Regions from separate parts of the Homo sapiens genome. Here all the other regions are linked to region 3. A link is a contact called in ENCODE Hi-C or POLR2A ChIA-PET data. All regions are on one chromosome and are shown on one strand. The core of a region is the stretch at or near the end of the contact, and the rest is flanking DNA. Distances in the headings are between cores, read along the strand shown.

Region 1 (6,752 bases), core at 3,672-6,171, 1.7 Mb before region 3:
CCAGCTCCTCCTGTCACTATGACCCAGCAAATCCCATGACACCACTGGGAGTCTATGTGTCATCTAAAGTCCCTTCCAAATTCTACATTGCAAAGTGATGCAGACTTGGGCTCTGGTGGTGACAGTGACCATGGATAGGCAGGGAACTTTGTGACTGCCTGAGTAATGAGGCTTGGTGACTGCCTGAGTAATGAGGGACCAGATGAAGGGAGACACGAGGGAAGATTCCAGCATTTGAGCCAGGATGGGGAAGTCGGGAAGAGAGCAGGTTTGGAGGAAAGAAAAGTGATCGTAGTTTGAAGATACTGAATTTAAGATGAGAGTAACACATCCTAGTGGAAACCAGTGTCTAGGATTGTTAGCAATGGTGGGCCACTGATTCTTCCAACATGTGCAGGGCAATAGGTGGAAGCCATGAGAATGAATGCCATCAAATCATCAATGTAACTCTGAACCATCTTGCCTCTGATGTCCTATGACCCAGAATGTGACCTTGATGGCTAAGAGAAATGTTTGTGAAAAGACAGGGTCAGGCGGGGTGTGGTGCCTCACGCCTGTAATCCTAGCACTTTGGGTGGCTGAGGTGGGAAGAGCACTTGAGGTCAGGAGTTTGAGACCAGCCCGGCCAAATGGTGAAACCCCATCTCTACTAAAAATACAAAAATTAGGCCAGGCACGATGGCTCATGCCTGTAATCCCAGCACTTTGGGAGGCCGTGGTGGGTGGATCCCATAAGGTCAAGAGTTCGAGACCATCCTGGCCAACATGGCGAAAGCCTGTCTCTACTAAAAATACAAGAATTAGCCAGTGTGGTGGTGTGTGCCTGTAATCCCAGCTACTCAGGAGGCTGAGGCACGAAAATCACTTGAGCCCAGGAGGCGGAGGCTGCAGTGAGCCAAGATCACGCCACTGCACTCTAGCCTGTGCAACAGAGTGAGACTGATTCAGAAAAAAAAAAGGGGGGTGGTGGTTGGTGAAAGTAAATGCTGGAACAAACAGAAATGGAAATTTGTAGTTGCCCCTTAGAGCCCTGGGGATCAGCACACAGGGAGATTTGAAGGAAATGTTCACAGGAGATCCCGATTTCAAAGAAGTTTTCGGTGGAAGGTTGCAGCTTTGTCCCTGGTCTCTAGGCTCTGGCTCTGGCCCTGGCAGGAAGCCAACCCACTTCCCCTCCAGATTGCCCCAGCTGCTGCTATGGGTTTTCTCTCTCTGCTCTTCTCCCTCTCTTCACCCTTAGGAAGCCTCTGGCAACCTGAAAAGTCACCCCAGCCATCTTGTCACTGCCCAATTGTTACCCATTCCCTCTCCTACCCTCTGAAATTCAAAAATCTATTGTATAATTTAAGTGTATCCAGTGAAAAATGTTGGCTTTGAAATATAGTTGCAGTAGGTTGCATTTCATTTGCCTTTATGTAATTAGGAGACGAGACCTAGGAGCTGTCATGAATGTTTGTGAAATCACAAACATATCAGTGGCTCTGAGTTCACCAGGGAGGATGCTTCCCCTTGCTGGCTTGAGTGGGCAAGCAGGGTGCAATGGAGCCTAAAGTTAGAGTGCAGTGGTAGTGGTGATGGTGGCAGTGACATGCTGGTGGTGGTACTGGCAGGCAGCCATAAATTTCCAAAGCAATTGGTAAGAGTTCCTGACCCCCCAGAAAGCTAAGTTGCTGGTGGCACTAGGACATGATCTATTTTACAACCTCTCCAAGGTGGGTAATTTCCAAGCATCTAGTGCCAATTGGCCCTACATGGCAATGAACTCATTCATTCAGCTTCACTGACTGAGCAAGAGTTCATGACCAGGGTCAGGACAGCCGTGGGCACCAGCAATAAGGAGCATTTTATGTCTAGCCTCTCTGTCAGAGGACTGAATATTGGGAGGGAAAAAGGGGGAATAATATGATTTGGGGCCTGGCACAGTGGCTCACGCCTGTAATCCCAGCACTTTTGGAGGCCGAGGCAGGCGGATCACTTGAGGTCAGGAGTTGGAGACCAGCCTGGCCAGCATGGTGAAATCCTGTTTCTACTAAAAATACAAAAATTACCCGGGTGTGGTGGCACACTCCTGTAATCCCAGCTACCCAGGAGGCTGAGGCAGGAGAATCACTTGAACCTGAGAGGCAGAGGTTACAATGAGCTGAGATCGCATCACTGCACTCCAGACTGGGTGATAGAGTGAGACTCATCTCAAAAAAAAAAAAAAAAAAGTGATTTGGGCCTTGGGTCATGCCAATCCACATGGGACTTCAAGTTTGTGGGGAGTCTTGAGCAAAAGCCCACTTTTCTCCAAAGAGATGCACTTTACTTTTCCTTTCAGCTCTTCCTCCAGGTTTAATACTTTAGTAGCCGACCTCCCTGAACCCAGTTCCCCTTCTCCCAGGTCTTGTTGCTTTCTCACTCCTGAGCCTAATCCTGGCCTCATGTCCTTTCCTTGAAAATGTCACACTAATCACAGAGATTGAGCTCCACAAGTGCCCCCCAGTCATTTCCCTCCACATCCTCCCAAATCCCCCCAGGATGAGGCTGTGCCTGTCTCACTTCCCACGTAGTTTTTTTATCCAAGCTTGGTTCGAGATTTGTCAGTTCTTAGTTAAGTCTAGTTCAGTCTCATAGACTGTTTTTTGTTTCAGTTCTTCCAGGCACTGGGCCAAATGACCCATCCAAAGCTGATAAAGACCCACTGACCTAGGCACAGGAAGTTCTGTGAGGTGAATGAATTTCTGGGTGGTCCTAAAATAAATCCTTTCCTTCTTGTGCCTAACCCTAGGACAACCTACTGAGTCCACAGTTTGACCTGGAACATGGAGTGGAGGTAGGAGGAAGAGGTGACACTGCTCTTTCACCAGTTTCTAGAAACTTGGTGAAATTTTACCTTCTGGGCCTCAGTTTCCTTCCTTTTTTTTTTTTTTTTTTTTTTCCCTGAGACAGGGTCTCTCTCTGTTGCCCAGGCTGGAGTGCAATGGTACAATCTTGGCTCACTGCAACCTCCGCCTCCTGGGTTCATGCAAGTCTCCTGCCTCAGCCTCCTGAGTAGCTGGGATTACAGGCATGCACCACCAGCTAAGTTTTGTATTTTTAGTAGAGATGGGGTTTCACTATATTGGCCAGGCTGGTCTCGAACTCCTGACCTCAGGTGATCCTCCCGCCTTGGCTTCCCAAAATGTCAGGATTACAGGTATGAGCCACCATGCCTGGCCAGTTTCTTTCTTCATAAGATGATTTTGAAGGCCCCTTTCGGCTCTGATAGTCTAGGATACTATGCACCTGGGTCAATTGGTTTTAAGCACTTTCAAGGCTTGCTTTCCTGTCATTTTCAGTCTAGAAAGTTTAACTTCCAGGGCTGGCCTAAAGGTAGAGCTTATTTTTAAAAGGGAGGGCTAGTTCTGATTCAACAGTAGACCTAAGTGTTTGGTTGGACTTGGATCTGCTTCAAATTTCCAGGAGACATGAAGCATAATGACGTGTAATCCTTAAGACCTAGACCCTTACTCTCCCAGAGAGGAGCTGGAAACAGACCGCTTACTGAGGGATGCATAAGGGAGTACCTGTCTGGGGTTTCACCAGTGTTGTGTGGAGGGGACTCGGCTTTCTAAATATCAAGCTTCTGGGAAATATTGAGTGGGGGCTGGTGGTGAGGTGCGGGGAGGCCACGGGAACTACAGACTACTAAAGGCAGGGATTATGTTTAGAAGCCACGGGGCTGAAGCCCTTGGGTGACAAGCTGTTGATGGTCCCAGGCCCGGGAAGGCTACTTTGGGATAGTGCATCCCCAGCTCAGTGCACACAGGCGGGAAACTGGTCCCCTGTCCCAAGCCCATAGCATCTCCTGTAGAGTTTTCTTTGGCTCCGAGAAGCAGAGGCCTCCCCTGAGCCCTGGCCCCCCTCTACCGCAAAGCAACTGGCTTCCATTACCCCTGACAGCTCCAGAGCAACAGCCCAGCCCCCGGCCCCGGCCTGGCTCAGTGCCGTTCCCTTTTATGGTGAAGCTGAGAGAAAGCATGGAGTGAGGGGGGAGAAAGCTCTGGCTTGGGCAGAGGCTTGGAGAGTTCCAGGGTGCCTCTCCCCTCGCCAGAGACCCTCGGCTACCCGCAGCCACCGCTCTTCGTTCTCTTCGGCGACCTAATCTGTCCTGAACCCAGGACCCCTCTTGCTTGTCCCAGCCCTTCCTCCTCTTCTCCATTCCTCCCCTTCTCCCTCCCCCACATCCGGGGGGTGATTTCCCACTTGGCCGAAGTCCCACGGTTTGGGTTTTGATTCCGGGAGGGTCCGCCCTATTTCCGACGCCCACCTCCGGGGGGTAGGGTGGAGGGAGGGAGCCCGGCTAAGACAGAACCTGGTCAGATCACAAAAGGCAGGATGGTTCTACTTGGTTGCATGTGGGTCACAAAGGATGGCGCCGGAGAAAGGAGCACCCGGCAGCACCAGCCCTGTCCCCATTCTACAACGCCTCCTACCCCTGTCCCCGCCGTCCGGGCCAGGGAGAGGGCACTGAGGGCAGGACCCAAAGGAAGCACCTGGTTGGGCCGGGCCGGGAAGCGAAGGGTGGGCAGCAGTACTGAGGGCCGGGGCCGGAAGGGGGTTGGAGTATCCCGCCGGCCCCGCCGCTGCACCCTCGCCCCAGCCCACTCCTCGGCTCCGGGGAGGCGGCCACCACGGCTTCGCTAGCCGCGTCCCGAGCCACGCCAGCTGCAGCCAGCTGTGCGGTGCCGGGCCCAGGCGCGCGTCCGCAGCCCCGCCCCACCCCCTACGGCTGGACCTCCCACCGCAGCCGCGCCCGAGGCCCCGCCCCAGCCGCGGCCGTAACGCGCCGCGCGGAGCCGACGAGACGGCGGGGCTAGAGAGGCCGTCCCGACCGCGCCCCCCGCCGGAAGCGGCTTGTTCGGGCCTGAGCTGGCGCTACGAAGTTCCGGTCCAGGTCTCTGACTTCGGGCTTGTTCGCTGGTGGCGTCGGAGCCGAGCCGGACTGGTCAGGTCAGAGGCACGCAGGGGCCGTCCCACGGGCCAGCCCCGCCGTGGCCGTGGCCGTGGCTGGCCCGTGGGGCGAGGACGGGTTCTTGCGAGGGCGAGGAGTGCGCCAGCCCGCAGCTCAGCCCCTCTCTTCTCCGCAGGATGATCACGGACGTGCAGCTCGCCATCTTCGCCAACATGCTGGGCGTGTCGCTCTTCTTGCTTGTCGTTCTCTATCACTACGTGGCCGTCAACAATCCCAAGAAGCAGGAATGAAAGTGGCGCTTTCTCCGCCCCAGGTAACGGCCCGGGGCTGTAGCGCCCAGTCCCCAGAGCTGAGTGGCGAGGCCGCGCCAGGGCTAGCAGGGTTCGAAACTTACAATCAGAAAGTGTCGGGCCAAGCATGATACAGTCCAGAACTGGGCCCCTTTGTCTGCACAGAGTAGAGAGAGAGCGCGCTGTCCTCTCCCCGTAACCTGTTCCCTGCTAGAATGGGAGTGGGTTGCCTAACCCTCACAGTCTCCAGTAGGTAGATGCCCAAGTTGGGAGTATAGTTGTAAGGAGGCACTGACACCGGTAGGAACGAAGGTACCGAGGGAACCATCCAAGTATGAGGATTTGGGCTCTTAAATAGCCCTCATTTTCCCCAGGTTGTTTAGGCCTTATTTGGGCAGATTTTTTTTGGTGAGGGGGGTGACAGATGTAGAATTCTGTTTCCATGTTCTGAGGCCAGGGGTTGGCTGCTGACCCAAACTATAGAGAAGGAAGGGGGGGCTTTGGAGCCAGCCTTAAGTGTGGGTCACAAGTATAAAGGGAACATGGATGGGCGTTACTTCCTGAAGGATTCCCCAGAGGAAAGCTGCAGCATTTTCCTTACCTCAGGTCTTTCCCCCTCTTTTCTAGGGTTCCAGGACATAGTCTGAGGCAAGATGGAGGGTATGAGGGGCCTTCACACTTCACTTCATCCCTTCTACCCATCACAACATACAAAGCAACTACACCTGGATTTTTCCAAACAACTTTTATTTCCTCAGAGTCTTCCTTAATCCTATGGAACAAGAAGCTGCCACTGAATAGGGCCCAGTATAGGGGCTTGCTTTTCTACTCCCTCCCCCCAATATAAAAATATAGACTTTTTTTTGTGGTCCCAAAATCTTGTGCTGCGGAGGGAGGGAAGGGGTGGCAGGTCCCTGTTTTGTTCTGTCTCAAGGTGATACTCTGTAATGCCTTGGACAGCGTGGCTGGCATTCCAAGGACTTAACGGCTGTCACATGGAATCAGCGGCCTGGAGGGGAACTAGCATATTTCCCACTGTTACCCCATCTTGGGGCTATATCCTGGGCTTGAACATAAAGGCATTATCAGACCCGGGGAGAAACAGTCAGTGGGGGAGATTTAGGGACAAAACAAACCTCAGGTTGGCCCAAGGGACCCCTGCTGTAACAATTCCAGGATGGGGAGTCAGATAGACTACAGGATATAGGAGAAAAGGCAGGGGCAGAGCGGGGCCGTGGGGGCCTGGCCTGAGGCAGCCTGCAACAGAAAAGAGAGAGGAATCAGGGCTGTGAAAACTCTCCTCCTCTTCTGTTCTGCTAACCAGGGGCTGGGAAGTGAAAGAAGTGGAGCGAGATGAAGATGGGTAAGGATGGGCAAGTTGGTTACTGCACAGTGGTTTGACGCTGGAACCAGCCAGCTCCTAGACCTTAGGCCCTGACTAAAAGTTGTTTTCTTTTGCTTTGGATTGAAGACTTGGCCATGGTGGGGGAAAAAAAAATCAGGGACTAGATTCTTAATGGAAGTAC
Region 2 (6,872 bases), core at 633-3,132, 1.4 Mb before region 3:
TAAAATGTGTAGAAATGAAAACGGAAGATTCAAAAGTTATTTGCAGATGACATAATAGTCTACTTAAAAATTCCAACTGGAGCAACTAAAAACGACTAGGGTGAACGAGAATTCAGCAAGTTGGCTGGAAGCAAAGGTTAAATCCTCGTGTTTTGGGAAAGAAAAAAAATCCCATTCGCAACAGCAACATCTAGAAACAACCTACTCCAGCCTAGGCAACATGGCAAAATCCCACCTCTACTAAAAATACAAAAAATTAGCCGGCATGGTGGCATATGCCTGTAGTCCCAGCTACTCGGGAGGCTGAGCTGGGAGAAGCACCTGAGCCTGGGAAGTTGAGGCTGCAGTGAACCCTCGTGGCATCACTGCACTCCAACCTGGGCGATGGGTCTCAAAAAAAAAACAACAAAAAACCAAAAAGCCGGCCGGGCGCGGTGGCTCACGCCTGTAATCCCAGCACTTTGGGAGACCGAGGTGGGCGGATCACGAGGTCAGGAGATCAAGACCATCCTGGCTAACACGGTGAAACCCTGTCTCTACCAAAAATACAAAAAATTAGCCGGGCGTGGTGGTAGGCGCCTGTAGTCCCAGCTACTCGGGAGGCTGAGGCAGGAGAAGGGCGTGAACCCAGGAGGCGGAGCTTGCCGTGAGCGGAGATCGCGCCACTGCACTCCAGCCTGGGCGACAAAGCCTGACTCCGTCTCCAAAACAAAACAAAAAACCCAAAAAAGCCTGTAGGCACAGTGGCTCATGCCTGCAATCCCAGCACTTTGGGAGGCCCAGGCAGGAGGATCACTTGAGGCCAGGAGTTTGAGACCAGCCTGGGTAACACAGGGAGACCCAGTCTCTACAAAAAGCAATGAAACAAATAAACTACAATACACTTCCCATCTTCCTCATAGCTACGTAGCAAGAGTTAAGAGATAAGTAAAGCAGCTGTTGCCACCATGTACCATACAGGCATCTGCCTCCTCCTGCCGTTGGGTCTCCCATCCACCAGCCCACCATAGACAATTAAGACACAGACTTCGGCCCCTTTTCCCGGACACAAGCTCTGGAAGGCAACAGAGTGAGCAGCGCAGAGGGCCTCGGTTCAAGGCCTAACAGCCTCTCCCGGAAGGGAAAAAAAACCCCTGAAAGACACCTCCTAAGAGGACTCCTGTTTGAAATCGTCACCGAAAGCAGTCAATACTTTTGCAATTTAAAAATGCACAAACACAGAGGATTGGAAATCCCGTGTCCGCCAGAACACCAAGTTGTGTGACTCTGCTCAAGCTCTCTGGCCTGTGCCTCGGCTTTCTCATTAGCTGTAAAATGGGCACAATATGAAGCTGAGATAACGCACGAACAGTGGGAGGCAATGCCTGGTTGGCGGTGGGCGGTGGGCGCTGGGTAACCACTAGTCCTAACAAGAAGACGGCGTTAGGAGCCAAGTGGCTAAGCCGGTCCCTTCCCGCTTTCGGAACCGCCTGCTCCAGCCCCTCGCAGGGCTGGCACCGCCCGTGCCCGGAGCGGATGCCGGACGGCGGAACCGCGTTGTCCCCCAACAGGGAAGTGCCACGGGATCGGGACTCGGGAGATCCGGGCTCCGCCTGCGAGCCTCGGTTTTCTCCTCTTCGAGATGGGGCCGCGGCCGGTTACCTAAGGAGGGGCCCCGCCGGGAGGGGCCGGGGGTCGGGGTCGGGCTCGGGCTGCGCCTCCTCGGGGCCTCGGGCTTTCGGCTCCGGCGGCGCGGGCCCATGACACGCCGCAGAGGGTGCTGGCGCCCGGTCCCACGGCTCCTGCTCGGGCTGCCGGGTCCGGGAGCGAAAGGCTGGCTTCTGGGGAGCCCAGAGAACGCTGTGCCGCGAGCCTCACATGAGCCGGTGCTTGGCAGAAGTCCGCGCCGCTCGCGTTCAAATCGCTCGCTCCGCCCACTTCACGGCCGGCGTTTTTTAAAACCCGAATCCAGCGACTCCCAGTGGCTGACTCTGGAACGCCCCTTACGTAGAGCGACTGCAGGTAGGGCCAATGAGAGTATGCACCGAGACACAAATATAGCGGCGATGATAGGAGGACAGGGGAGACTGATGGTAAAATCAACCAATAGACAACTAAAGAGATGGGGCGGGAAATTCTCCTGCCCCCTGCTTGCCAATCTGGTTGCTGGTCTTTGCGGGACCGTACTGACGTCCTCAGGTGCCCTCCAGTCAAAACACCGAAGCTCAGTTTGGAACGTGGATGGTGTGTTTGTAGAACGTGCTTTCTAGAAAAGTCGCTTTCCTCAAACATTTTATGCTTTGCCTTAGCAACGCAGAGATGGCTTTTAAAGATGAGGAAACAGACCCATAGAGAATGTGACAACCCCGTGTCGTATCTGCGACTCTCCCAGGAACTATCCACAGATATACTCAGAATCCAGTTCAACTGCATAAACTTTGCTGACGCTTGGGGTCGCGGGGACGGCGGGATCGGCGGGGCTTTGAGAATAAGGTCCGGGCAGGGCAGGCCTCGGCACTATAGCAACGCAATCGTCCCAAAAAAATGCTCTCTTCCCTTTGTTGGGGATAATAAAAATTCAAGTCATGTCCCGGTATGTAGAATAAGGGGAATTTTAATTTTCTAAATTTTATTTCTTGCATTTTCTAAATGTTCTACAGTGAACATGTAATCAGGAAAAATGTTATAAAATTAGTGATTTCATGGAACCCTTGTGCATTGCTGGTGGGAGTGTAAAATGCTGCGGCTGCTGTGAAAAATAGTATTGGTGGTTCCTCAAAAAATCAAAAATAGAATTACCAGATGATCCAGTAATTCCACTTCTGGCTAAATATCCAAAAGAATTTAAATATAGCCAGGGACTTGAACAGATATTCTCACACCCATGTTGATAGCGGCATTCTTCACAACAGCCCGAAGGCAGAAACAGCCTGAATACACACCAACAGATGAACGGATAAACAAAATGGGGTGTATACCACAATGTTATTCAGCCTTTAAAAGGAAGGGAATTCTGACACCTGCTGCAACATAGATGAACCTTGAGGACGTTATGCTAAGTGAAATAAAGCAGTCCACCAAGGGACAAATGCTGGGCTGGGGTGCGGTGGTTCATGCCTGTAATCCCAGCGCTTTGGGAGGCCAAGTTGTTCGGAACCACTGAGTTCGAGTTCGAGTCCAACCTGGCCAACATGGCGAAACTCCATCTTGCCGAGCGTGGTGGCTCACGCCTGTAAACCCAGCACTCTGGGAGGCCGAGGCAGGCAGATCACCCGAGGTCAGGAGTTCAAGACCAGCATGGCCAACATGGCGATACCCCGTCTCTACTAAAAATATAAAAATTTGCCAGGTGCTGTGGCTCACGCCTGTAATCCCAGCTACTCAGGAGGCTGAGGCAGAGTTGCTTGAACCTGAAAGGCGGAGGTTGCAGTGAGCCGAAATCATGCCACGGCACTCCAGCCTAGGCGACAAGAGTGAGACTCTGTCTCAAAAAAAAAAAAAAAAAAAAAAGAGAAGGGGAAGGAGAAGGAGGAGAAGGAAGAAAGAAACCCCACCTCTACCAAAGATACACACACACACAAATTAGCCCGGGCGTGCAGATGTATGCCTGTCGCCCCAGCTACTCAGGAGGCTGAGGTGGGAGAATCGCTCGAGTCCAGGAGGTTGAGGCTGAACTGAGCCATGATTGTGGCACTGCACTCCAGCCTGGGCGACAGAGTGGCACCTCTCTCAAAAAAAAAGAAAAAAAAAAAGGACAAGGCCGGGTGTGGTGGCTCATGCCTGTATAATCCCAGCACTTTGGGAGGCTGAGGCCAGTGGATCATGAGGTCAGGAGATCGAGACCATCCCGGCTAACCTGGTGAAAACCCGCTTCTACTAAAAATACAAAAAATTAGCCGGGCGTGGTGGCACGGGCCTGTAGTCCCAGCTACTCGGGAGGCTGAGGCAGGAGAATTGCTTGAACCTAGGAGGGGAAGGTTGCAGTGAGCTGAGATTGTGCCACTGCACTCCAGCCTGGGCAATAGAGCAAGACTCTGTCTCCAAAAAAAAAAAAAAAAAAGGACAAATACTGTATGAGGTACCTGGAATAACGGAACTCATAGAGACAGAAAGTAAAATGGTGGTTGCCAGTGAGTAAGGGAGGAATGGGGAGTTAGTATTTAATAGGTGGGGAGTTTTAGTTTGAGAAGATGAAAAATTCTGGATATGGATGGTGGTGATGGTTGCACAACACTGTGAACGTGCTTAACGCCACTGAACTGTACACTTAAAACTGGTTAAAATGGTAAATTCTATGTTGTGTGTGTGTGTGTATATATATATATATATATATTAACCCCGCCCCACAACCGGGTCTTGCACTATTGTCTAGGCTGGAGTATAGTGGTGCAATCACAGCTAACTGCAGCCTTGAACTGCTGGACTCATGCAATCCTCCCACTTCAGCCTCCTGAGTAGCTGGGACTAACAGGAATGTACCATCACACTTGGCTAATTTTTTTTTTTTTTTTTTTTGAGATGGAGTCTTACTTTGTCACCAGGCTGGAGTGCAGTGGTGCGACCACCACTCACTGCAACCTCTGCCTCCCGGGTTCAAGCGATTCCCCTGCCTCAGCCTTCCAAGTAGCTAGGACTACAGGCGTGTGCCACCACGCCCAAAGTGCTGAGATTACAGGCGTGAGCCACCGCACCCTGCCACTTGGCTGATTTTTTAAAAAACATTTTGTGGTGCCATGGTAACTCTGGCTTATCATATAGCCCTTATTATATAGTCATGTATATATAATAAAGGCATTATACAGTTCCCATGCTTAACAATGGGGATATGCTCTGCGAAATGTGTTGTTAGACGATTTTGTCATTGTGCAATCATAAAGTGTACTTACACAAACCTGGATGGTATAGTGTATCACACACCTTGGCTATATGGTATAGCCTATTGCTCCTAGGCGACAAACCTGTGCAGCATGTTCCTGTACTGAATACTGTAGGCAACTGTAATGCAATGGTATTTGTGTATCTAACATATGTAACCTAGAAAAGGCACAGTAAAAAAACAGTATAAAAAATGGGCTGGGTACACTGGCTCACCCCTGTAATCCTAAAATTTTGGAAGGCCAAGGCAGGAGCATTGTTTGAGCCCAGTAGTTCGAGATCAGTCTGGGCAACGTGGTGAGACCCCATCTCCGCAGGAAATAAAAACAATTAGCTGGGCACGGTGGTGCATGCCTGTAGTGCCAGCTACTCGGGAGGCTGAGGCAGGAGGATCACTTGAGCCCAGGAGTTTAAGGCTACAGTGAGATAGGATCATGCCACTGCACCCCAGTGACAGCAACAGATCAAGACTCTGTCTCTAAAAAGAAAAATTTTCCTTCTTCAATAATAAATTAATCTTAGCTTAATGGTAACGTTTTAACTTTATAAGCTTTTGAACTGTAAAATTTGACTCTTGTAATAACACTTAGCTTAAAACACACACTGCAAGTATACAAAAACATTTTTTCTTTATATCTTTTTTTTTTTTTTTTTTTTTTTGAGACGGAGTCTCACTCTGTCGCCCAGGCTAGAGTGCAGTGGCCCGATCTCGGCTCACTGCAAGCTCCGCCTCCCAGGTTCACACCATTCTCCTGCCTCAGCCTCCCAAGTAGCTGGGACTACAGGCCCCCGCCACCATGCCCGGCTAATTTTTTGTACTTTTAGTAGAGACGGGGTTTCACCGTGTTAGCCAGGATGGTCTCGATCTCCTGACCTCGTGATCCACCCACCTCAGCCTCCCAAAGTGCTGGGATTACAGGCGTGAGCCACCGCACCCGGTTTATATCTTTATTTTTAAGCTTTTTTTTCTTTTTTGAGACTGAGTCTCACTGTTGCCCAGGCTGGAGTGCAGTGGCGTGATCTTGGCTCACTGCAAACTCTGCCTCCCGGGTTCAAGTGATTCTCCTGCCTCAGCCTCCTGAGTAGCTGAGATTACAGGCTTGTGCCACCATGCCCAGCTAATTTTTGTATGTTTACTAGAGACAGGGTTTTGCCATGCTGGCCAGGCTGGTCTCGAACTTCTGACCTCAGGTGAACCACCCACCTCGGCCTCCCAAAGTGCTGGGATTACAGGCGTGAGCCACCATGCCTGGCCTCTGGCTGCAGTATCTGTGGCAGAATGGGACAGGCGAGGATTGAGAACCAGGACATCTGGCTTTTGCCTGTTAACTGACTGTGTGACCCTTGGGAAGTTACTTCTGCTTTTTGGGTTTCTTCATTTGAACAATGAATGGAGGACTAGGTAATTGGTATGCTTTTCAAACATTGGAGAGATTTTCCACACCAACATTCTAGAGGCTAGCTCCAGACATCCTCTTGTGCCCCTTCTCTCTCATGAAAAATGTCCAGTACTGCTGATATAGTTTGGATGTGTGTCCCCACCCAAATCTCATATTGAAATGTAATCCCCAATCTTGGAGGTGGGGCCTAGTGGGAGGTGACTGGATCATGGGGGTGCATTTCTCATGAATGGTTTAACAGCATTCCACTTGGTACTGTCCTCTTGAGTGTTCTTGTGAGATCTGGGTGTTTAAAACGTGTGTGGCACCTCCTCCTGCGCCCCCTTGCTCCTACTCTGGCCACATAAGATGTGTCTGCTTCCCCTTTGCCTTTCCACTATGATTGTAAGTTTCCTGAGGCCTCCCCAGAAGCAGAAGCTACTATGCTTCCTGTATAGCCTGCAGAACTGTGAGCCAATTAAACCTCTTTTCTTTATAAATTAAATTACCCAGTCTCAGGTATTTCTTTACAGCAATTCGAGAATGGATTAATACAATTGCCAATTTTCCTTTTCTTTTTTTAAAAAATAAAAGCCAAAATAACACTTTTAAGATCCCAGGTTTTAGACAAGGCAGCTG
Region 3 (7,039 bases), core at 3,841-6,340:
CTGCCAAGTGCAGGGGTCCCCACGCTGACGCTGGCACTTGCTCCTGCCCCGTTTCATTTGCCAGCTTTGCTCTCTGGGAAGGGGCGCTCTGAGGGGAACCCTACCCGAGGGGCCAGGCCAGGATGGTTTGGACTAAGAGGTGGACGTTTTGGGTCTAAATTGGAGGGCAGAACAGAGGGTGGCCCAAAGTCTTATTTTGTTCAGCCCAGGAGGCGTTTTTAAGACAATTTAATGGGTTGCAAATGGTGAAATATCAGAAGATTTAACAGAAAAACCCAGATTTACAGTATCTCTGGAAAAGTTAGACTACCTGGCTCTACTGGTCCCACAATTCCCCCATGGCAACATGTCTGCTGAGACCCTCAGGCTCCCCCCACCGCCTGTAATCGCTGGCCATGCCTGTGTCAGGCAGCTGCTCCAGGGCGGCCATGGAACTGGCACTTTCCCAGCTCTGTGTGGGCATCGTTACATCCTCTGAAGCCCTGGCCAGAGAATGCCTTCCTGGGCCATTCTCAGGCAGCAGGCGACCTCCCTCTGACTCTAGAGAAGAATTAAGAACTGAGACAACTGGCTGGGCGTGATGGCTCGTGCCTGTAATCCTAGCACTTTGAGAGGCTGAGGCGGGTGGATCACCTGAGGTCAGGAGTTCGAGACCAGCCTGGCCAACATGGCAAAACCCCATCTCTACTAAAAATACAAAAATTAGCCAGGTGAGGTGGCGGGTGCCCGTAATCCCAGCTACTCAGGAGGCTGAGGCAGGAGAATCACTTGAACCCAGGAGGCAGAGGTTGCGGTGAGCCGGGATCGTGCCATTGCACTCTAGCCTGGGCTACAGAGCGAGACGCCATCTCAAAAAAAGAAAAGACAACTGAATTTCTGGGGAGCACAGATTTGTGGGAAAATGTCCACACTTACAATTATTCCATCCCCTTTTACCTTGTGGCTTCTGTGCAAAGCCACAGTTTTAGGACAGAAGATGCAGAGAGGGACCTCACTGCCGAGTCAGAGACGGTCCCCTAGGCCCCGGCCAGCTGCTTCCAATGTCTGCTGTCACTGCCTCTGCTCCCATCATTCAAGGCCGGGGGAACTCCAGTGGCAAAAGCCCCACACCCCCAATCTACATGTGGGTTACATTATTTTGTTCACCACTGGTCAGTGCAAAATTTGCATAGGTAATTCTCAAGTGCTGGTATTCCTGGCAGATGTGACACTGGGCCACCCCATAGTGATGGTGGGCCTGCCAATGACTGTCCAGGATGGCCTGGGGCTATAAGTAGGAAAGGAGAAGTTTTAGAGAAACAAGGAACTGAGGCAGAGTAGAGAGAAGCCCCTTCAACATAGGCAGAGTTGTGAAGTTAGTACCCACCCCGCCCAGTCACACGGGGCCTTGAACCCAAGAGTTGTTTTTTTTTTGTTTTTGTTTTTGTTTTTTGAGACAGCATCTTGCTCTGTCACCCAGGCTCAAGTGCAATGGCGTGATCATGGCTCACTGCAGCCTTGACTTCCCGGACTCAAGCAATCTTCCCATCTCAGCCTCCCAAGTATTAATAGCTGGGACTGTAAGCAAATGCCGCCATGCCTGGCTAGCTTTTTTTTCTTTTCTTTTCTTTTTTTTGTTTAAGATGGAGTCCAAAATCAGGACGCTAACAGCTGGATTTTTTTGAGATCCAGCCCAGGCTGGAGTGCAGTGGCATGATCTTGGCTCACTGCAACCTCTGCCTCCTGGGTTTTAACGATTCTTCTGCCTCAGCCTCCCGAGTAGCTGGGACTACAGGTGTGCGTCACCATGCCCAGCTAATTTTTGTATTTTTAGTAGAGATGGGGTTTCACCATATTGGCCAGGCCGGTCTCGAACTCCTGACCTCGTGGTCTACCTGCCTCGGCCTCCCAAAGTGCTAGGATTACAGGCCTGAGCGACTGCACCCAGCCTTTTTTTTTTTCTTTTTTTCTTTTTTTCTTTTTTTAAATAGAGACAGGGTTTTGCCATATTGCCCAGGCTGAGCTCAAGCAAGGGGCTTGTCTCAAACTCTTGGGCCCACCTTGGCCTCCCAAAGTGCTGGGATTACAGTTGAGCCTCCGCACCTGGCTCCTCTGAGCTTTTTAACATGCTCTTCTTGTCTTCCTGAACCAACTATAAGGTCCCTAAAGTCAGGGATAGTGATATACACCTTCGAGTCCCTCAAAATGTGCGAATACTATGTTCTCCAAGATCCCTGGTAACTAAAATGAGTGCTTGTGGACAAATACCTAACACGCAAATGATTTACTAAATATATAGAGAGATAATGCAGGTAATTAAATTTCTGCCTGTTAACCAACACACATGAAATGCTAGGATAGTGTCTGAACAAAGTTTACAAATAATAGTACTATTTTATTGCTTTAAAAAAATCCACCTGTCTTCCTGAATGACGCACCACCCACCCCACCCCAGCCCAAAGCTAAAGCATCCTGGACAAGTTCTTATGCAAAGGAGCAGGCCTGTCTCAGGCCTCTAGAAGAGTCGGCTCCTGCCTGGAGGCACTTCCTGGCTAGGTGGGAGACAGTCCAATCACCATGGCCCACAGGAAGCAATAGCTCACTCTGTGCCAGTTACCGCTGAGGGTATTCCTGCTCGGGAACACCCAAATGAGGTATAAACTTTCCCCCAGACACTTGAAACTTGAAAACTTCCCACCAACCTGAAACACGGGAGCAGGAGCTAGAAGACAGGGTGCTGGCACACGGTGGGTGCCAGTTCCCACCAGCCTGAAACATGGGAGAAGGAGCTAAAAGACAGTGCTGGCACACAATGGGTGCCAATTCTGAATGGCAAATGACTAATGTATTGTGACCCGGAGGGTGTGCTGGCCTGGAAATGAAGCTTATGTTAGAACCTAACGATTGTGCAGACTGGCCCTGGAATGGGGAAAAGACTGCTTTTTAGTGTGGTTAATGAATACGTGTTTTAAGGCGATGCCGAGGGTGTCCATCTGTAGAGAAAACTTGGAGAGGCTAACGAGGATGGGAAAGCTTGCACAGTCACTAAGAGGGGATCTGAGGTGTGGGTCCAGGACCCATGATTGTCTGGTGTGCCCGCTGCCCACCCAGCTGCCTGGGAAAGACTGGGCGCCTGTGTCCCAGCCTCTGGTTATTGTCTGAGGGCTCCCAACCCCGCTCCAACTCCCACGTCCTGCTTGTCTCTTGCTCAGCTCTGTCTGTGCTCCACCCTCAGCTCACCTGCCCATTGACGTGACCTGCCCAGCTCCCAGGAGCATTTATATGTGTGACTCCTGCCCTCTGCTCCAACCTTGGTCCCTAAGTCATCCAGTCCTGCTGGGGTGCCTCCAGCTGCCCCGGGCTTCCTCCATGATCTCCCTAGACCTGGTCTAAATCTGTCACCTCTTGCCTCAATTTGCCCTTTTGAATCTTCTCCCTTTCCTTTTTCTGCGAGTCTGCACCCTGCTGGCCCCTTGCTAAGTCTCCTCCTTCTGTCCCTGTCTTTGCTCCCAAGGGTCCTCACCAGCGAGGGTTCTGCCTTCTTCTCTGGAGTTGTCTCATCCTCCCTGTTTCTTGGAGGCCTGTCTGGGGCCCTGCTTCTCAGGGAGGTACCTGAGGGTTCCTGGGATCCCTGGGGACCATGCCTTCCTGGACAGCTATAGGGTTCAATGGAAAAGCATGGGTTCTGGAGGGCAGGCACACCTTCATTTGAATCCTGACGCTGCTCCTTTCTAGAGTGACCTCAGGTCACTGCCTTATTCTCTGCATCTATAAAATGAAGATAATTCCAACCTATTTAGTTGTTCTAAGGATTATATTAAAATGTGTAAGAGACCTGGAGCAGGGCTGAGCACATAGCAAATGAGTAATAATGGTTGCTTTCCTTTCTTCCTCTGACACTAGTGTCTGCACCATCCACTGGGCACTGTGGGTCAAGCCACACTGAGCCGCACTGGCCAGACCCTACCTGGACTCATAGGCGAGAGGCTACAGTGATGGGGACAAGGGAACCTGGTACTGCCAGGGCCCAAGCCCCACGCCCGGTGCCAGGTGGCTGAGGATCTCCCCAGGCCTGGCACGGGTGCTCAGGCTTGGGGCGCTGATTTGTCTCCCCTGCCCAGACATGTAAAGGGCCACTTAAGGAGGTCGAGGGGTGGAGTCCAGGGCCCTGAGCCAAATCTCTGCCCAGGCTGTAGCCCTCAAGTCATGGGAAAATCTGCTTCTGGGGTGGAGGCTGGTCTTGGAATGGCAGGTAAGGAGCAGGACAGGATGGGGAGGACCACCTCGCAGACCTCACTCTCACCACCAGGTATACACACACTTGTGACTTGCTTGCCCCCTCAGTGGGTGAGCAGTTTCTTCAAGCCCTTGAAACGCCAAGGTCTTGTCACAGTTTTCTCCCGGGGCAAAGGGGCTACTTTCCCCTACACTAAAGAGAGCCCTCTCCGAACAATTTATTCTTTGCCAGAGATACTGGGCTCTGTGCAGGCTCCTAGAGGGAGCTTTCTCTACCGATCAAGAAGCATCTGCTTCCCTTATTCACTTAGCAAAAATTTCTTCTTTTTTTTTTTTTTTTTTTTTTTTTTTTTTTTTTTTTTTTTGCGGCGGAGTCTCACTCTGTCTCCCAGGCTGGAGTACAGTAGTATGATCGGCTCACCACAACCTCTGCCTCCCAGATTCAAGCCATTCTCCTGCCTCAGCCTCCCGAGTAGCTGGGATTACAGGCGCCTGCCACCATGCCCGGCTAATTTTTATATTTTGAGTAGAGACGGGGTTTCAGCATGTTGGCCAGGCTGGTCTTGAACTCCTGACCTCGTGATCCACCCGCCTCAGCCTCCCAAAGTGCTAAAATTACAGTCGTGAGCCACCGCGCCTGGCCCCAGAGATGGCTTTCTGTCCTGAGCAAGAAGGAAATATTCTGGAAGTTATACTTTCCAATGCTTTCCTCCCCACCAACCGGACAAAAGGCCAGGGGCCCACTCCAGCTGCCCTAGGGAATCCCCCAACATCTCACCTCTCCTTAGCTCCTCTGGGCTTCTGCAGTGACATCAGTGTGACTTCAGCACTGCGCTTTTTGAGCTAGCGGCTCTGCTCCGCTGCCCTCGGGCCCCACTTCCTCTAAATTCCCCGTTCCTCTCCCCGTGGCTCCACTTCTTCTTCGGGGCCGTGGCAGCGTTCTTCAATGTTCCCCGTGCACAGCCTGGATCCTGGCTGCCGCCTGTCCTACCTGTCCACGAGCTCCCCCTCTTTTTTTCCTCACTCTTGACTCAGAGAAACCCCACCCAATGCCTGCCAGATAGCGGAAGCTTAACAATCAGTTGTTAGATGTGCAAATAAAATACAGCCACAGATCGTTATATTGGTAACACAAACACAACATTCAGAGACCAAGAAAATGAAAAAGGGAGGTCTAGAAGGTCCTCACCTTCGTTCTTTTGTAAATAACGATGTCTTTATTATCAACAGGTCCCACCAAGGATTTTCCTGGTGTGTAAATTTATGAGGTGTCTTATAAAGGAATGACAAATGGAAAACACAGTTCATTATACACTTAACAAATTGCCTTTATTAAAAAAACAAAAACCAGGAAATCAGGATTGTCCTTGAGGAGTGAACACACCCAGGGGCCATGCCCCAAATGTTCTTTCTGTGTCAAGTGAGCCAACCCCGTCCCCTCTGTCCCATTCCCACACACACGTTTCCTCTTGCGCAGCTCAGGCACCGGGACTGGGTCCCCTCCCTAGCCCTGCCGGGAAGGAGAAAAGAAAGCGAGACTGAGCCCAGCCAATCAACAGTCAGCATTTCTGAAGCTCCTCCCCAAATACAAATATGCGCTCCGCCCCCGCTAGCGCCACCTGGAGGGTGAAGAGCGAAATGCGGCGACTGCACTGGGTCCTCGGCCTGGCGGAGCCGCCCACTTCGCTGGTTTTTGCAGCCGATGGAGACCCGGACTCCGCTCCGAAACCTGCTGACCGCGGTGGGGTTATTCGGAGCGGAGCCGCCGAGGGGCTGTCGAGCGCTTTTGAATCTGTTTACTTGAAATGACTTTCCCCACAACTTTCCCTGATTTCTATTCCCACTTGACCAAAAGAATGAGTTTGATGTGGAAAAGTGGCCAGAAAAGTGGCAATAGTGGTGTTAGGTGCTCAATGGCATCTCTTTGGGCTCAGCCTCCATTAAGCAAAGTAGATGCCTGGGGTGGGGAGGTGGCACCCTTTTTCCGGATCCCCAGTCAGTGGGGCAGGGGCTTCGGACACTGTCCCCACAGCTGGACTAGTGGCCCAGAGATCCTAGAAGGGACCCAGCCTTCCCGCGCTGCACCCAGACCTCCGGGGTGTGACCGCCAAGCTGTCCTGGCTCCCCTGCTCAGTGGCCTGATGGGGGTCTCAGTCCCGCACTCCCTCGTGGGGTCGGGGCACTAAAACAATCATTTTTTCAGGCCATGCTCCTTGATCCTAATTTAAAAGGCGGCCTGGCCGGACGCGGTGGCTCATATCTGTAGCTCCAGCACAGAGTTGGAGGCCAAGGCAGGCGGATCACCTGAGATAAGGAGTTTGAGGCCAGCCTGGCCAACATGGTGAGACCCCCGTCTCTACTAAAAATACAAAAATCACCCGGGTGTGGTGGCACGTGCCCGTAGTCCCAGCTACTTGGCAGGCTGAGGCAAGAGAATCGCTTGAACCCGGGAGGCGGAGGTTGCAGTAAGCCAAGATCATGCCACTGCACTCCAGCCTAGGCGACAGAGTGGGACTCTGTCTCAAAAAAAAAAAAAAATTAGCTGGGTATGATGGTGCAGTCTGTAATCCCAGCTACTCGGGAGGCTGAGGCAGGAGAATCGCTTGAACCCGGGAGGCGGAGGTTACAGTAAGCTGAGATCACGCCACTGTACTCCAGCCTGGGTGACACAGCAAGACTCTGAGACTCCATCTCAAAAAAAAAAAAAAAAAGGAGGCCTGGGAAGGATCCCCTCTGAGACATGGAAGACTTGCTTGACTCAAGGTGGGTTTTTTCCTTGAGTCCCTCAGTAGCCCTCAGGACAGTCCCTCAGGTGCCACCTGCC
Region 4 (7,639 bases), core at 133-2,632, 1.3 Mb after region 3:
ACGGAGGGCCCCCAACGTCTGCTGCCGGTTCTGGACAGAATCTACCCAGTGACCGAAATCCAGGAGGCCCATAAGTACATGGAGGCCAACAAGAACATAGGCAAGATCGTCCTGGAACTGCCCCAGTGAAGGAGGATGGGGCAGGACAGGACGCGGCCACCCCAGGCCTTTCCAGAGCAAACCTGGAGAAGATTCACAATAGACAGGCCAAGAAACCCGGTGCTTCCTCCAGAGCCGTTTAAAGCTGATATGAGGAAATAAAGAGTGAACTGGAAGGGTGGCACGCGGACTGGGGCCGCCGCGGCGGGGTTGAGGTGGGAGTCCGGACGGGCGTCGCAGCGGGGATTACTGAGGCCCGATCAGCTGACGCTCAACCTGAGGGCCCCTCCAGGGACGGAGATTCTGGGTATAGTTACAGCGTCAGCCGTGACACAAGCCGCCAGAACCCCACATATTCCGCCTTGCGCACAGCTAGAGGCCCAGGCCCACCACCTCCGGCACCTGCCCGCGCGCCCCGCAACCAGTGGGCACCACAGCAGGCCCCAGCCCTGCCCGCTACTCACCTGGGCCCCACCCCACCTCTCGCCGCCCTCCTCAGGCCCCACCACCTCCCGCTACACATCTGAGCCCCGCCCCACCTCCACCACTTTCCTCAGCCCCAACCACCTCCTGCTACACTTCTGGGCCCCGCCGCACCTCCACCACCCTCCTCAGGCCCCGATCCCTTCCGCTACTCACCTGGGTCCCGCCCCAGCTCAGTCCTCCTCAGGCCCCGCCTTCGCCCGCTACTCACCTGGGCCCCACCCCACCTCTCGCCACCCTCCTCAGGCCCCACCACCTCCCGCTACACATCTGGGCCCCGCCCCACCGCCACCACCCTCCTCAGGCCCCGCCCCTTCCATTACTCACTTGGGTCCCGCCCCAGCTCACCGCCTTGCTCAGGCCCGGCTCCCTCCCGGATACTCACTTGGGCCCCACCCCAGCTCTCCGCACCCTCCTCAGGCCCCGCCCCCTCCCGCTACTCACCTGGGTCCCGCCCTACCTGTCATAACCCTGCTCAAGCCCCGCCTCCTCCGCTCCCCAGTTACTCACCTGAGACCCGCCCCAGCTCTCCGCCCTCCTCAGGCCCCGCCCTCTCCACCCGGGTTCCTCTGCTCAGGGCCTCCCCGACCGGAACATCTCGCCTTTTGGAGGCTACGCCCCGCCCTTTACGGTACAGAGCCCGGAAGTGTCTTGGACTCTCGCCTTTCCATCTTCCGGCCTCGAGTCTCGCTCAGGCTCGGTTTTACCCCGGAGTCTATTCGAAGGGGGCTGCTACGTCAGCGCGTCTCAGCGTAAGACGGCGCTATTCCGCTGTAACAGCTTCCGGCGGGTCCTGGATGTTGATGTCCTGCATCTAACGCGGTGTAACCCCCGAAGCCGAGCGAGCTCCGGAGGAATTTCAGTATCTGCTACGGTAACTTCATCAGCCCGCCAAGATGGCGATGCAAGCGGCCAAGAGGGCGAACGTGAGTATCGGGTGTTCTGCGGAGGGTGGGAGAACTTCGGGTTTGACTTTCTTAGCGGCGTGGATCGGAGCATTCTTGCTCCTCCTCCGTCCCCAGAGCGGAGAACTCCAGAATTCCTATCCTGTCAGCGAAGACACTATCCGGCCCCATCCTCAGAGATATGCTCCTTGAGCCACATTTCTGTCCCCACCCCTTTTGAGAGTTCCTCAGTCTCTACCCTAGTGTCAGTGATAGTGTTACCCCTATAGCCTCTTTGCTTGACCCGCACCTAAGGACCTGGCGTTAGGATTATCTCCTTGACTTAAAGTCGATATCTCAGAAGAGTCCTCAACTAACTTAATGGTTCACCAACAACTAGGACCTGGGATTCCCCTCAGATCATGGTGCTTTTCGGATCCTTCATTAACACATTAATTAAAACAATATTTTTTGAGCACCTACTATGTATTCTGCTTGCCATGTGGGACATAATTCATCAATTATATTTATTGAATAGCTACTATGTGCCAGACACTAGTCTTACGTATTGGGAATACAGCAGTGAATAAAACAAGTCCTTCTGCTTACATTCTAGTGTTTGAGAGTACAGTGTTACGGAAACTTTTAAAAAAAAAAAACTCAAAAAAGAGATTAGTCAACAGTAAAACGCTTAGAGGTGTAAGATGAAGTTAGGCCGAGTGAGGTGGCTCATGCCTGTAATCCCCGCACTTTTGGAGGCTGAGGTGGGAGGATTGCTTGAGCCCAGGAATTCAAGGCTGCCTTGAGCCATGATTGTGCCACTGCGCAGCACTTCAGCCCAGGAGACAGAGCAAGACCCTGACTCAAAAAAAAAAAAAAAAACAGAAAGAAAGAAAGAAAGAAAGAAAAGACAAGCAATTGACCATTGTATATGTAAATGGAGACTTTTGGTGACCTTGATGATAGGAATCATTTCAGTGGATGAAAACTTGATTGCAGTGGGGTGAAAAGATGGTGGAAGTTGAGAAAATGGAAACAGCAAAGACACTCTGTCCATGAGTTCTCATTTAAATAGGAAGTAGGGAAATTGGATGATAGTTGACTTTTTTTTTTGAGATGGACTCTCACTCTGTCACCCAGGCTGGAGTGCAGTGGCACAGTCTTGGCTCACTGCAACCTCTGTCTCCTGAGTTCAAGCAATTCTCCTGCCTCAGCCTCTTGAGTAGCTGGGATTACAGGTGCCCACCACCATGCCCGGCTAATTTTTGTATTTTTAGTAGAGACAGGGTTTCTCCGTGTTGGCCAGGCTGGTCTCAAACTCCTGACCTCAAGTGATCCACCTGCCTTGGCCTCCCAAAACGCTGGGATTACAGGCATGAGCCACCGCACCCGGCCAGATAGTTGACTTTTTAAAAGATGTGTGATATAGGTGTATCTTTATGCCAATGGGAGCAATCCAGCAGAGTGTGCGAAACATGATATGGAAGAAAGATAGGTTGAGTTTAGAAGTGAAGGTTTTGAGTAGATGAAGGTTGGCGTAGTAATAGAGGGAAAGTAGTTGGATATAGATGAAAAGTATTTCAATTGGTCATGTCTATTTTCTCCAAGAAACAAGAATCAGGGTCATCTCCTGGGATGGGCAGGGAAGAGGGTACAGCCCAACTCAGGTGTTAGCAGGAGTGATGGTGGTAAGGTTTGCAAAGGCCTACACCCACCACCATGCCTGGCTAATTTTTTAAAATTTTTGTAGAGATGGGGGTCTCACTATGTTGTCCAGGCTGGTCTCAAACTCCTGGGCTCAAGTGATCCTCCCACTTTGCCTCCCAAAGTGCTGGGATTATAGGGACCAGCCACTGCACCCAGCCTCTGTTGCTTTTTCAAAGATCTGCCCATTTTCAGAAACATCAAATTATACCTCTTATTCTTGGCTTTTTATTATTACGTATCATTAAGAATTTTTTAAAATGCCCCTAATTATAGGGGCATTTAAATTATAATTTTTTAGAATGCCCCTAATTATAATAACAATACGTATTTCTCATTTTAGATTCGACTTCCACCTGAAGTAAATCGGATATTGTATATAAGAAATTTGCCATACAAAATCACAGCTGAAGAAATGTATGATATATTTGGGAAATATGGACCTATTCGTCAAATCAGAGTGTGAGTCTTACTGAGTCATTTAAAGAAAATGATAGCATAATCTGTAATTTCAGAATTATAGCTGACGATGAGGCCACCCTGTGCTGTGTGCAGTGCGACAACCCTTACCAAGAGCCTTGAGACTAGCAGATTGAGATCAGAGAGATGAGATCTTTTTGAAGGGGGGAGAAAACCTACTGAGACCCTAATGATCCAGCTCAATGAGAGCCAAGAAGAGGATTTGAGTTTCCTCAAAGCATTCATTGAAGTAGTAATGAATGCTTTGAGGAAACTGGTTGAGAAGGGAAAGAACTAACATTTATTGCATACCTGTTATTTGTAAAGCTAGCTTGTTACACTGTGTTTTTTGTATGCAGCAGCTCTATAATTTTCTCAACAATCATCACTGTCTCTTTAAATAACCCCAGAATTTCTGAATAAACTAAGTAAAAGAGTATAAAAGTAACAGAAAAAAATGATATTTTCAACTACAGCTCTTTCAATTGAAGATGTAAAAGTATAGAGGAAAACATCTAATTACAAGCATTCACGTTTTAATTTAATATAAAGATTGGGGTTCATACCTTCAAGTGATATTTACTGGACATCTACTGAATACCATTAACCATAATAAGTGCTTTTATTTGGATCAACAAAACTATAGCCCTGAGAGTAAAGTACCTTTCTATCTTACAGTGCTTAGTGGTAAAATCTTCTGACTCTAAATTGAACCTCTACATTACACAGTACCATAGCCTCTGACACCCGAACTCATATGAAAGGGCTAGTGACTTAAGAGTCCATCTGAAAGGATTTCTAAAGTTTTTATTTTAAAAAAATTATTATTTTACCACAGTAATGACTACGTATAAAGTTTTTATTTCTAGTCGGAATTCCGTCTTGTATGACTTGAGAGCTCCTTCCTGGCTTTAGGACTATGAGGTCTTGAGGACCCTCCTTTTGAATGACACTGTCCCTCCAGAGAGTAAACCAAGAGCTGGAAATACATGATCATTGGTACTCAGATGGGGATGAAAGTGAAAGTGTTATAGACCAGCTGTCCTTTTTAGGAGGTCTCAGTCCTTTGAGCATCTGATAAAAGCTTTAGACTCCTTCCACAGAAGAATACACTCATGTTGCATATATTTCAGGGGATACATGGACTCTAGGTCAAGAAACCCTGCTCTAGATACAGAATGGTATACAAGGCCAGGAGTTCAAGACCTGCCTGGCCAACATGGCGAATCCCTGCCTTGGGGATCAGGAGACAAGATTCTACTTCAGGCCTTGTTACTAGCCATGTGTGTGACTAGTTGCCTAGCTTTTTTGGTTTTCTCTTCATGTATGAGATAATCTGGGTGGTGGCCTTTTAGCTTTTAATGTGGAAACAGCATAGATTGGTTGTAAGGCCTGGGTTCAAATACTGGCTTGCCTACTCTTACGAAACTGGAGAAAATATTTAACCTTATCTGGGTTTCAATTATCTATGAAATACAGTCTTCCTAACCTACTGTCTTAAAAGAATTTTAATTTGGATGAAATTACACAGTGTCTGTGAAGGTACTTTATCAGTTTTCCTTCCCAGTGTACATTAGCCACTCTTCTGCTCCCATAGCATTTCCATGTGTCTCTCCTAGGTTAACACATGGTTTTGCTGTTGTCTCTATATTCATCTGTCACCCTGGGCAGGTTGTGAGTTCCTCCAGGGCTCGTACCATATATTATTTTTGTTTTTGTGTTGATAGCACTTGTGCGATACATGGTAAGCACCCGATGTATACTAAATGAATAATATAGAAAATAGTAGAATAGGCCAGATGTGGTGGCTCACACCTGTAATCCCGGCACTTTGGGAGGCCGAGACAGGCAGATCACCAGAGGTTAGGAGTTCGAGACCACCCTGGCCAAATGGTGAAACCCCCTCTCTAAAAAAAAATACAAAAATTAGCTGGGCATGGTGGCACGCGCCTGTAATGCAATTACTCAGGAGGCTCAAGTGGGAGAATCGCTTGAACCTGGGAGGCTGAGGCTGCAGTGAGTGAGCCGAGATCATGCCACTGCACTCCAGTCTGGGCGACAGAGTGAGATCCTGTTTCAACAAAAGAAAAGAAAATAGAAGAATAATATAAAAAGTGGTTGTGATTGGTTTACTAGGGCATTATAAAATTTATTGATAGTACTCAATTAAGGGATGCTTAAAATCAGTGAAGTTAGAGAATGTTTCAGAAAGCCAAAATGAAAGGACAGGGAATAAAGCAGGGGCATCTTCAGAAGAGTGCAGAGCAGCTCAGAACCTTTGTGCTTCTATTTTCCTTGTATCTGGAATGGTTTTCACCAGCTCATCTCATGCCTGGCTCCTCCTCATTCTTCAGGTCTCAGCTTCAGTGTCACCTTTTCAGAGGGGTTTTCCCTGACCACCCTAGCTGAAGTAGCTCCCTGTTTCCCTATCTGTTACAGCTTTCTACTTCTTGTATGAAACATTTCTTTTTTTAAGATGGAGTTTCGCTCTTGTTGCCCAGGCTGGAGTGCAATGGCACGATCTCGGCTCACTGCAAACTCCGCCTCCCAGGTTCAAGTGGTTCTCCAGCCTCAGCCTCCTGAGTTGCTGAGATTACAGGCACCCACCAGCATGCCTGGCTAATTTTTGTATTTTTAGTAGAGATGGGGTTTCACCACGTTGGCCAGGCTGGTCTTGAACTCCTGACCTCAGGTGATCCTCCCACCTCGGCTTCCCAAAGTGCTGGGATTACAAGCATGAGCCACCGTGCCAAGCCGAAACATTTCTTAAGATTTATAATTATTTCAGGGCTGGGCGCAGTGGCTCACGCCTGTAATGCCAGCACTTTGGAAGGCTGAAGTGGGCAGATCACAAGGTCAGGAGTTTGAGAACAGCCTGACCAACATGGTGAAACCTCGTCTCTACTAAAAATACAAAACTTAGCCAGGCGTGGTGGTGCATGCCTATAATCCCAGCTACTCAGGAGGCTGAGGCAGGAGAGCCGCTTGAACCCGGGAGGTGGAGGTTGCAGTGAGCCAAGATCATGCCACTGTACTCCAGCCTGGGCGACAGAGTGCGACTCCGTCTCAAAAAGAAAAAAAAAAGATTTATAATGATTTCATATTTATTTAATGTCTTTCTACTGCCTGAATATAAGCTTGAAGGAAGGGATGATGCTTATCTTTTTCACTATTGTATTTCTAGTGCCTGTCGCAGAAAGAACATAGTCTATGTGTTGAATAGGTTAATAGAAGTTTAGGGTACAGGAGCTTAGGTCTAAATTATAGATTGAGAAACAGCTGTTTTTCTGTTCCATTACTGTGATCATGCTTTATTGTATACCTGGCACCTGGCACTAGGGTGACCAACCTTCCCAGTTTGCCCAGTACTGAGAGATTTTCTGGGACACTGGACTTTCAGTGCTAAAACCTGGACAGTCCCAGTCAAATCAGGATGATTTGGTTTGACCCTACCTGGCATGTAGCAGGCACTTGGTACTTTGTACTTTTTAAAACTCTTTGATACTTGTTACCTCTTTTGATTATTAAACCCACGTGGAAGGTAGGGCACGTGATAGAGCCTGATGGCACTGGATACATGAAGCATCCGAAGCTCACAGAGGCTAAGTTACACGCTTAGGTGTTCTTATTCCTACTCTAAGATTTTAATGCCAGTCAAGAAAATTGTAGCACTTTGGGAGGCTGAGGTGGGTGGATCACTTGAGGCCAGGAGTTCGAGACCTGCCTGGCCAACATGGCAAAACCCCATCTCTACTAAAAATACAAAAATTAGTCGGGCATGGTGGCGCACACCTGCACAAGAATTGGTTGACTCTGTCTCAAAAAAATAAGAAAATAATGTTAGCTCAGTGTCCAATACGTGGTAGGTACAGATACATGCTTTTAAAAGTTCAAATTATAATATGGCTCTCAAGGTGTGAGGTTGATAATTAGGGCTGGGACACTTAAGATGGAGAGTCTTTAAAGTGGGGTTAGTGTCTATCCCTATTCTAGTTCCTAAGAAGATATAA

What was found. A loop is a pair of places that touch in the nucleus more often than their neighbours do. ChIA-PET counts read pairs that join two places held with the same protein, here RNA polymerase II (POLR2A). Pooled maps may share reads with other maps.
Region 1: a loop to region 3 is called in a pooled map, with 6 times the contacts of the local background. The contact joins the promoter of OST4 here to the enhancer-like site in region 3. A Hi-C loop is called at or near these places in 4 of 50 pooled maps. POLR2A ChIA-PET finds 5 or more read pairs at or near these places in 2 of 52 experiments (HCT116 and activated T-cell).
Region 2: a pooled map shows a loop between it and region 3 (8-fold over the local background). The contact joins the promoter of CENPA here to the enhancer-like site in region 3. A Hi-C loop is called at or near these places in 4 of 50 pooled maps. POLR2A ChIA-PET finds 5 or more read pairs at or near these places in 2 of 52 experiments (GM12878 and T-cell).
Region 4: a loop to region 3 is called in a pooled map, with 10 times the contacts of the local background. The contact joins the promoter of SF3B6 here to the enhancer-like site in region 3. A Hi-C loop is called at or near these places in 1 of 37 single-sample maps with no recorded cell type and 5 of 50 pooled maps. POLR2A ChIA-PET finds 5 or more read pairs at or near these places in 2 of 52 experiments (Caco-2 and HEK293).

The regions. Positions count from the first base shown.
Region 1 is chr2:27,069,823-27,076,574 of GRCh38, reverse strand. It overlaps OST4 (oligosaccharyltransferase complex subunit 4, non-catalytic), which reads left to right and starts at 4,921. Exons shown (of 3, transcript NM_001134693.2): 1 at 4,921-4,974; 2 at 5,112-5,249; 3 at 5,854-6,103. The coding sequence starts at 5,113. The coding sequence ends at 5,226. AGBL5 (AGBL carboxypeptidase 5) reads right to left here. Exons shown (of 15, transcript NM_021831.6): 15 at 5,957-6,483. The coding sequence ends at 6,312. RefSeq lists enhancers at 3,713-3,772, 5,203-5,442 and a silencer at 4,453-5,152.
Region 2 is chr2:26,781,066-26,787,937 of GRCh38, reverse strand. It overlaps CENPA (centromere protein A), which reads right to left and starts at 1,882. Exons shown (of 5, transcript NM_001809.4): 1 at 1,642-1,882. The coding sequence starts at 1,741. SLC35F6 (solute carrier family 35 member F6) reads right to left here. Exons shown (of 6, transcript NM_017877.4): 6 at 6,707-6,872. RefSeq lists enhancers at 1,101-1,150, 1,211-1,260, 2,351-2,450, 2,712-3,481 and a silencer at 1,591-1,700.
Region 3 is chr2:25,360,907-25,367,945 of GRCh38, reverse strand. No RefSeq gene overlaps it. Among named protein-coding and RNA genes, the nearest start is that of DNMT3A, 23 kb to the right of the region's middle. RefSeq lists enhancers at 5,204-5,253, 5,304-5,403, 5,674-5,753. Within about 2 kb of position 5,090, at least 29 of the 41 ENCODE cell types and tissues checked have a DNase peak (open chromatin) inside an H3K27ac peak, as active enhancers do; they include GM12878, where a contact is called at or near this core.
Region 4 is chr2:24,070,069-24,077,707 of GRCh38, reverse strand. SF3B6 (splicing factor 3b subunit 6) reads left to right here and starts at 1,382. Exons shown (of 4, transcript NM_016047.4): 1 at 1,382-1,508; 2 at 3,514-3,632. The coding sequence starts at 1,479. It overlaps TP53I3 (tumor protein p53 inducible protein 3), which reads left to right. Exons shown (of 5, transcript NM_004881.5): 5 at 1-275. The coding sequence ends at 129. It also overlaps a transcript of FAM228B not described here. RefSeq lists a silencer at 508-1,157 and enhancers at 1,268-1,497, 1,032-1,563, 1,564-2,096.